Regions from separate parts of the Homo sapiens genome. Here region 2 is linked to region 1. The links are chromatin contacts, found by Hi-C or POLR2A ChIA-PET in ENCODE. All regions are on one chromosome and are shown on one strand. The core of a region is the stretch at or near the end of the contact, and the rest is flanking DNA. Distances in the headings are between cores, read along the strand shown. Region 1 holds the start of MTPAP (mitochondrial poly(A) polymerase). Region 2 holds the start of JCAD (junctional cadherin 5 associated).

Region 1 (3,799 bases), core at 515-3,014:
CTCATTGCTTACGCAGGACTTTCCTTGGAAGTATCAAAATCAAATATACTTCTATCTAACTTTGAGATTCTTCAACATCCATGTGGGAGTGGCAGGACTCTGTGTGGCCTGAGGGTGGCCTTGAGTGTGTGTCCGAGTGGAAGGCCCAGGATCTGGGGACTGACCTGGGGTCAAATGGCACAGCCAACTTTTTTTTTGAGACAGAGTCTTGCTCTGTTGCCAGGCTGGAGTGCAGTGGCACAATCTTGGCTCACTGAAACCTCTGCCTCCTGGGTTCAAGTGATTCTCCTGCCTCAGCCTCCCAAGTAGCTGGGATTACAGGTGCCCACCACCACACCTGGCTAATGTTTGTATTTGTAGTAGAGACAGGGTTTCGCTATGTTGGCCAGGCTGGTCTGGAATTCCTGACCTCAGGTGATCCTCCCGCCTTGGTCTCCCAAAGTTCTGGGATTACAGGCGTGAGCCACCACACCCAGCCAGCACAGCCAACTTCTAATGAGGCCACCTTAGACAAGTTACTTACTGTCTCTAAGCCTCCGTGTTCTCATCCATGAAATGGGTTTAATCACTCAGATTTGTTGAGATGATTAAAAAGGAAAATACCTGCAAGGCAATAGCACCATGCTAACACAGAGCTGGCTAGTCAGTTCCGGTGCTGGTTTGTCCTCTCTCACGCTCCGATTGCGAGGCCCCTTGCTTTTCCTTTCGCCTCCAGCAGCAGTGTATTCCCCCGGGGAGGCTGCCTTCAGTTGCAGGCTTCTTTGCACTGTTTCGTATGTCCTTTTCCCAGGCACCCGAGCAAGGGCCACTGGTTATGACACAGGCACTGAGGAGGAGCCTTGAATCAAGGGCAGAGCTCTGACTTTAAACTTTGACTCCCCAGGTGTGACCTATAGCCAGTCGTTGTCTGATCTGTGCCCCACTTTCTCATGTCCAAAATGAGAAGACTGAACCAGTCCTCTCCAATGCCTTTCGTATGGCTTTAAGATGAGGTATGTACCTCTCACTTGGAGGAGGGGCTGGCAAAACCACTTGAATTTTAATTTGAATTGAGGCATATTGGCAGAGGTTGTAAAATGTCCTCACATGGTTCAAGGAAGATGATGATGCCCTGCCTGCTCCTGGTGCCCCTTTCAGAGAGGTTAAAAGCCTTTCCATTATTTTAACTTTTTTTTTTTTTTTTTTTTTGAGACAGGGTCACGCTCTGTTGCACAGGCTTAAGTGCAGTGGCGCGATCTCGGCTCACTGCAACCTTCGCCTCCTGGGTTCAAGTGATTCTCGTGCCTCAGCCTCCCAAGTAGCTGGGATTACAGGCATGTAATCACGCCCAGCTAATTTTTTTGTATTTTTTAGTAGAGACAAGGTTTCGCCATGTTAGCCAGGCTGGTCTCGAACCCGTAACGTCAGGAGATTCACCTCCCTCAGCCTCTCAAAGTGCTGGGATTACAGGCATGAGCCACCGCGCCCGGGCTCTGGTTCTATTTTCATGATGCTATTTACAAGAGTAGGTGGAGCGCTCCTTCTATGGAACTTTTCATTTGGTAAATTGTGTGACTGTGGAAGTAAACCATGTCTGAAAGCTTAGGTATCTTCTTTCCGGCCTCAATTTCCTCTCTTCCTCTAAAAGCGAACTTCTTTCGCCTAGTTTGACCCTCGAGGCTTCCCATTTCTTTTGCCCCCCCCCTCCCCCCCGACGCATGCGCGAAAACGCGCTGACCTTTCAGCTTCGCGCTAGTGCTGTTTTTTTTTTTTTTTTTTTTTTAGCAATGGCGGTTCCCGGCGTGGGGCTCTTGACCCGTTTGAACCTGTGTGCCCGGAGAAGAACTCGAGTCCAGCGGCCTATCGTCAGGCTTTTGAGTTGCCCAGGAACTGTGGCCAAAGACCTTAGGAGAGACGAGCAGCCTTCAGGGAGCGTGGAGACAGGTGATGGCGCCGGTTTGCCCTGTAGTTCCGTCCCACAGCGGGCGAGGAGTCTGGGATCACGGGGAAACACGTGGCCTGTGGAAACGGCTGTGGACCCTTTGGCAAGAGGGTGGGGCTGTGTCCTGTCCTCTCCTCTCCTCTGATCTCTGTAGGGGAACCCAGGGTCGCCGCCGTTGCTGAGGCAGAAGTGAGATGTGTGATGTTTGTTTGGGGCGACTCCTGTGTACAGTAATGGAGTTGTTTAGACTTCCATGAAATTCAGGTCAGGAACCCAGTTTGCTTGCACTTTACAGTTTGACGAAATAGTGTTCCCAATGATAGTAATGCTACACACCTGAGCCAGTCGCTGCATCGTGTACGTATATTTCTGATTTTGATACATTAAGTTGTTGCTGGAGGCCGAGTTATATTGTAGCCTGATGAATCAAGAGGATTCTTGGTTCCTAGACATAGGGTTCTGTCTATGAAATGTACTGCCGTTTACTTTATTCTTTTTGGCCATTTTGAACCAAATCAGTCTGGTAACAGATTTGGATTCACTGCAACAGGCTGTTGTCCCGCGTTCGTTCTACATTTATATGCTTCTTTGTGTATTGAGAAGCCAGTGTTATTGAACCTCTCTTGTGACTCAAGAGCTTGTGTATTCTATTTACAGTTCTTAAAACGATCTTGCAAGAAATGTATCACTGTGTCCATTTTACAGATGTAGAAAATGGTTCAAAGAGGTAAATAACTTAGGCAAGGTCACTAGCTCAGTTAATTTAGACTTCTAGTCAAATTATTAAACAAAATGTATTGACTTCTACGATTCCTTGGAGCTATTTTTTCCCTAAAATAAGCTGGTGTCTTTATCAGACTGTATAAAAGACTTACATTGGCAGGCAGTGAGAAATCTTTATGTATTTCATTCAAATATTGATTGGATTGTATTTAGTGGAAGCTACTTCTGTTGAACATTTCTAAGTAACGCTGAAAATTTGAGTAAGGATTCTGCCAAAAAAGCTATTGTAATTTAACATTTGTATGGGTGTTTAAATTTGAGAGTATGTTCATATGCTCTTTGATATATGAAACAACCCTGTAGCGTAGGTGTGGAAGGAAATAACTGTTACTCCATTTTATAGATGAGGGAACAGGGTAGTCCAAGGGTAGCTTGAGTAGTTCAAGCTAAACTCAGCTATTCGGTGGCAAAAATTAAAAAACCCACTGTTTTTTTTTTTTCTTTTTCGGGACGAAGTCTTGCTCTGTCACCCAGGCTGGAGTGCAATGGCACGATCTTGGCTCACGGCAACCTTGGCCTCCCGGGTTTAAGTGATTCTCCTGCCTCAGCCTCCCGAGTAGCTGGGATTACAGGCACGTGGCACCACGCCTGGCTAATTTTTGTGTTATTAGTAGAGATGGGGTTTCACCATGTTGGCCAGGCTGATCTTGAACTCCAGACTCAGGTGATCTGCCTGCCTTGGCCTCCCAAAGTGCTGGGATTACAGGCGTGAGCCACCGCGCCCAGCCAGTAAAACTCACTTCTAATTCCAAGACTATACTCTTCATTTACTGTAGCTTTGCTATTTTTCTTTTTTAAGGAAATGTTTCATTTTGTGTCATTAGAATAATACGACTAAATATTCAGGGATTCTTGCAGGAAATAACAAAATCCTCATTTGGATGTCTTTACCATTTTAAAGAAGGACAGTTAAGTACACCTTATACTCACCTAGAAGCATGTGATTTTATAATTGGAAGGAACTTGAGAAATATCCAATTCAGTTTTTCATTCAGTGTGAGGATTCATTACCAGTTTATAGCAATAAGGAACATTGTTGCATAAATCAGTCAATTCCATTTTTGGTCAGCCTCTAATGGTTGAAAAATATTTATA
Region 2 (3,799 bases), core at 678-3,177, 290 kb after region 1:
TGGAGTGCAGTGGCATGATCCTGGCTCACTGCAACCTCCACCTCCCGGGTTCATGTGATTCTCCTGCCTCAGCATCCCGAGTACCTGGGATTACAGGCACCTGCCACCACGCCCGGCTAATTCTGTATTTTTAGTAGAGATGGGGTTTCACCATCTTACCCAGGCTGGTCTCGAACTCCAGACCTCCGGTGATCCGCCTGCCTTGTCCTCCCAAAGTGCTGGGATTACAGGCATGAGTCACCATGCCCGGCCACCATTTTCTTGACTATTACATGTACCTGAACTAAGTGATAAGAAGGCATCATCTCATTGAATTCTCATGACTCTCCTATGAGATGCAAACCATCATTACCCCCACTTTGTTAGAGAGGAAAGTGAGGCTAACAGAAGTAAAGTACCACATCTAGAAAGTGGCAGAGAAGCCAAGCCCGGGACCTGAGCTACCTGGTTCTCGAGCCCCTAATCATGCTGCCTGCTCCTATCGCCACCATCTGGTTTCCTCCCACGCACTCCTGATAATGCACAATACAACATTCAATTACATTGTTCGTTCTTTTCCAGCAATAGTGTGTTTAGCTTTTATGCTGTGTTAGATTATACGTTGCTACTAACCATGAGGAACATATGATTCAAGAGAACAAAGAAACGACCTTGCTCTGGTGGTTCAGAGCGAGGGTCTTGGGCTAGATTCTGCAGCTTGCCATCTGTGCCCGTCCCTGAGCCCACTCCTCATCTGTAAAGTGGTGCCCATATCATCAAACTGTGATGAGGATTAAAAGAAATAATACATAGGAAGGGCTCAGATGTGGTAATAGAGCAAAAAAAGTTAGTTATTGGTGTTTCGACAGCAAATACAGTCCTAAAATCATGATGTGGCTAAGTAGTTTTCTGAAAACTAATTTGGCAAGGTCACCAGTCTGCTGTGCCATCCATGTTTTGTCTGGGTGGACTTAACTAACATTCCCTGTCTCTCCCCAATGCATCAGCAATATTTCACATTTTTTGTCTTCTGTCTGCCTTCCAAAATTATGAAAACGTTCGCCCTGAGCAGACCCAGGCAGCAGTCTAATCTTTCTGCCCCTTCCCGCTGTAAGAGAAATATGGAGTGGGTTTGGGGTTACCCAAATGACCCCAAATGTTCATTCTGGTCTGAACTCTCCCACTGACCTCCTCCTATCTCTCCTCCTACCCCTGCCCTGTAGGCAAATCCTGCTCCTGTCATCAGTTTCCTCCTCTGCCACAGGAGAGTATGGGCCAGCTGATCTGAAGGTGGCTTCCAGACTCCTTCAGACTTTTTTTTGAAAGAAGTAAATCCCAAGCTGTTGTCACCATCACTGTTTTCTGCTCTTCATAATATCGATGTGTTATGTGGGTGCGTTTGTGTGTGTGTGTGTGTGTGTGTATAGCCATACTGTGTTCCCATGTATGTATGTATATGTGTCAGTGTGTTTGGCTGCATCTGTGCGTGACTGTATATGGGTGTGTTTGTGTGCACCTGCGTGTGACTGTATTTGAGTGTGTGTGCACTTGTCTGTGACTGTGTGTGCACCTGTGTGTCCTGTATATGTGTTTGTGTGCGCCTGTTTCCTGTGAGTGTGTTTGTGTGCATCTGTGTGTGGGTGTATATGAGTGTGTTTGCATACATCTTTGTGTGTTTGTGTGATATGAATATGTTTGCTTTCTGTGTATCTGTGAGAGTGTGTGTGTCTTTGGACATTTCCACAGGGTTGACGTGGCCCAAACCCAAGTGACAAGAAAAGAGGGAATGGTGGTCAGCTCACTTGTGCCTTCTGCGCGACCCACGCAGGCGGACCCCAAAAGCCTAGGAAGCTCGTGGCCTGGATACCGCCCTCAGCGCAGAGGAGGCAGCCCCGGGCGGTGGGCGGGGCGGGCCCGGGCGGTGGGCGGGGCGGACGGCGGTTCTCCGGGCATGCTCGGCCTCGGCGGCTGCAGGCGGGGCGGGTCGCGCTGGTCCCCGGCCGGCCGGAGCGGCGGCGGTGGCGGCGCGAGGCGGCATGAGGGAGCCGCTCGGTAAGTCCCGGCGTCTAACCCTCCTGGCTCCCACCGTCCATTAGGGCCGCTCCCACGGCGCTTCGCGGGCCTCACCCGCAGCCTCCCGCACTCCCCCCAACTTCTCCAGCTGGGACGTCGCTCCGGTTCCAGCCACCCTGGCGGTGGGGGATGTCTGCACCCCCAGTCGCAGCCCCGCCTGGGCCCCCCGCGCGGTGCCTAGCCCGGCAGCCTCGGGGTGGAGGGCGCCTGCCAGCCCGGGAGGGGCGTCCCCTCCCCTCAGGTGCCCCGCTCGGAGCGCGGGGGTCCCGGGGCGGGCACCGCGGGCCGCGGCTGGCGTTAGCGCTCGCGTCGCCCCTCGGCGCGCGGAGGGCCTGGGGGGCCGGGGTCACTCACTCCCCTCTCGAAGTCGCCCTCCCCAGCCTGTGTCCACCAACCCCTCCCGCGCCCTCGCGCCCAGATCTCGCGGACCTCACCCCAGAGCTGACAGCCGCCGCGCTGGGTCCCCGAGGTCCCAGTTCCCACGCTGCCCCGGCCGTCTGGACTGCCCGGGACGGTGGGGGGCTCCCGCCGCGGCCCCGCTCCCGCTCCGGTCTCTGCGCGGTCTGCGCTGGGGATTAGGGCGCTAATCGCAGCTGCCTCCCAGCGAGTGCCCGGGGCCGCCCGGCTCCTGGCTGCGCGTGGGATGGGAGAAGGGCAGGAGCCCCGCCTAGGAGTGCTGTAAATCCCGTTAATTATCTCATTTATGGGATCTGGAACCCGCCCTCCTAGGGTCTCTGCGCTCAGATCTCCGCGGGCACCCTCTACTTCCCCCGTCTCCAGTCGGGGTCCGTTCACCCCCAAAATGCCAGGGTTTGCCTCGATGCCCTGGCCACAGTGGGGCCCAGCACTAGCTGCTAAAAAGCGCCCCTCTCGCTTCCGTCAAGAAGCAGAGCGCCTGGGATTCTTCTGGGCATTTGTAAAGAAGCTGTGATTTCACTACTGAAGAAGAAAATAAAAACGAGAACTTTAGGCCAGCGCTACCTGGGCATGCCCTGGTGTTTGGTCATCCACGCGCTTAAGGAGTAGAGAGGCCTTGGGGGAATTAGCTTGGGCACATCACCTCCCCACACCTACACCCACTCTCCCACCCCCGCACGCACTCCACCCGCCTCCCGTGTCCTCATTCCCTCCCCAAATCTAGTAGCTTGGTCTTAGTCTTGGGGAGAGGGGTGGGGCGGTGCAGACCACACAACTCCCAGGGTTTCCTGTCCTGACAGTTTAATGTGATGTTTCTCCCACAACTTGTTTTCCTTCTCCGGTCTTTTGTCTTTTCAGATTTACAAGGAATAGATAACCCAGAGATTGAGGGCTAGGGTTGCAAAATACAGGGATTTGGGGGAAGGGGCCTGATGGGTAGGATTCGGGCAGCCAGAAATGCTCTGGCAAAAAAAGGCAGTCTGCATGGTGTGAACTGAGGGTCATGGGCTGTACAGGTAAAACTTTGGGAATGTCAGTTCATTTTAGAATTTTAAGACCACCCGGCAAAGCAAGAATGCATACAGGCTTTTTTGGAAATCATATGCAGATTCTATTTCATTGGACTTGTGTTGGTTTTCGTGTGACATTGGGAGTTTGTTAAAGTGGTTTGGTTTTCCATAACGTCTGTGGATTGGGACTTAATTATTTACCTTGACATTAGGTGTCTAATTCTTAGTCACCAGCTTAACAAGCTTCCTGAAGTCTCTAAGTGTCACTGTGGGCATGCAGCATGTAAGAAACTGTTACTCCGCCTGGAGTGGGCGAGCAA

What was found. A loop is a pair of places that touch in the nucleus more often than their neighbours do. ChIA-PET counts read pairs that join two places held with the same protein, here RNA polymerase II (POLR2A). Pooled maps may share reads with other maps.
Region 2: a loop to region 1 is called in a map of IMR-90, with 13 times the contacts of the local background. The contact joins the promoter of JCAD here to the promoter of MTPAP in region 1. A Hi-C loop is called at or near these places in 3 of 168 maps with a recorded cell type or tissue (IMR-90, chondrocyte and sigmoid colon) and 11 of 50 pooled maps. POLR2A ChIA-PET finds 5 or more read pairs at or near these places in 2 of 52 experiments (AG04449 and WTC11).

What each region holds. Positions count from the first base shown.
Region 1 is chr10:30,347,243-30,351,041 of GRCh38, reverse strand. MTPAP (mitochondrial poly(A) polymerase) reads left to right here and starts at 1,764. Exons shown (of 9, transcript NM_018109.4): 1 at 1,764-1,923. The coding sequence starts at 1,767. RefSeq lists enhancers at 1,753-1,892, 1,923-1,972, 2,023-2,092, 2,103-2,202, 2,784-3,284.
Region 2 is chr10:30,057,714-30,061,512 of GRCh38, reverse strand. JCAD (junctional cadherin 5 associated) reads left to right here and starts at 1,927. Exons shown (of 4, transcript NM_020848.4): 1 at 1,927-2,031. LOC101929256 (a long non-coding RNA gene) reads right to left here and starts at 2,675. Exons shown (of 4, transcript XR_001747405.2): 1 at 2,487-2,675. RefSeq lists a silencer at 1,815-1,984.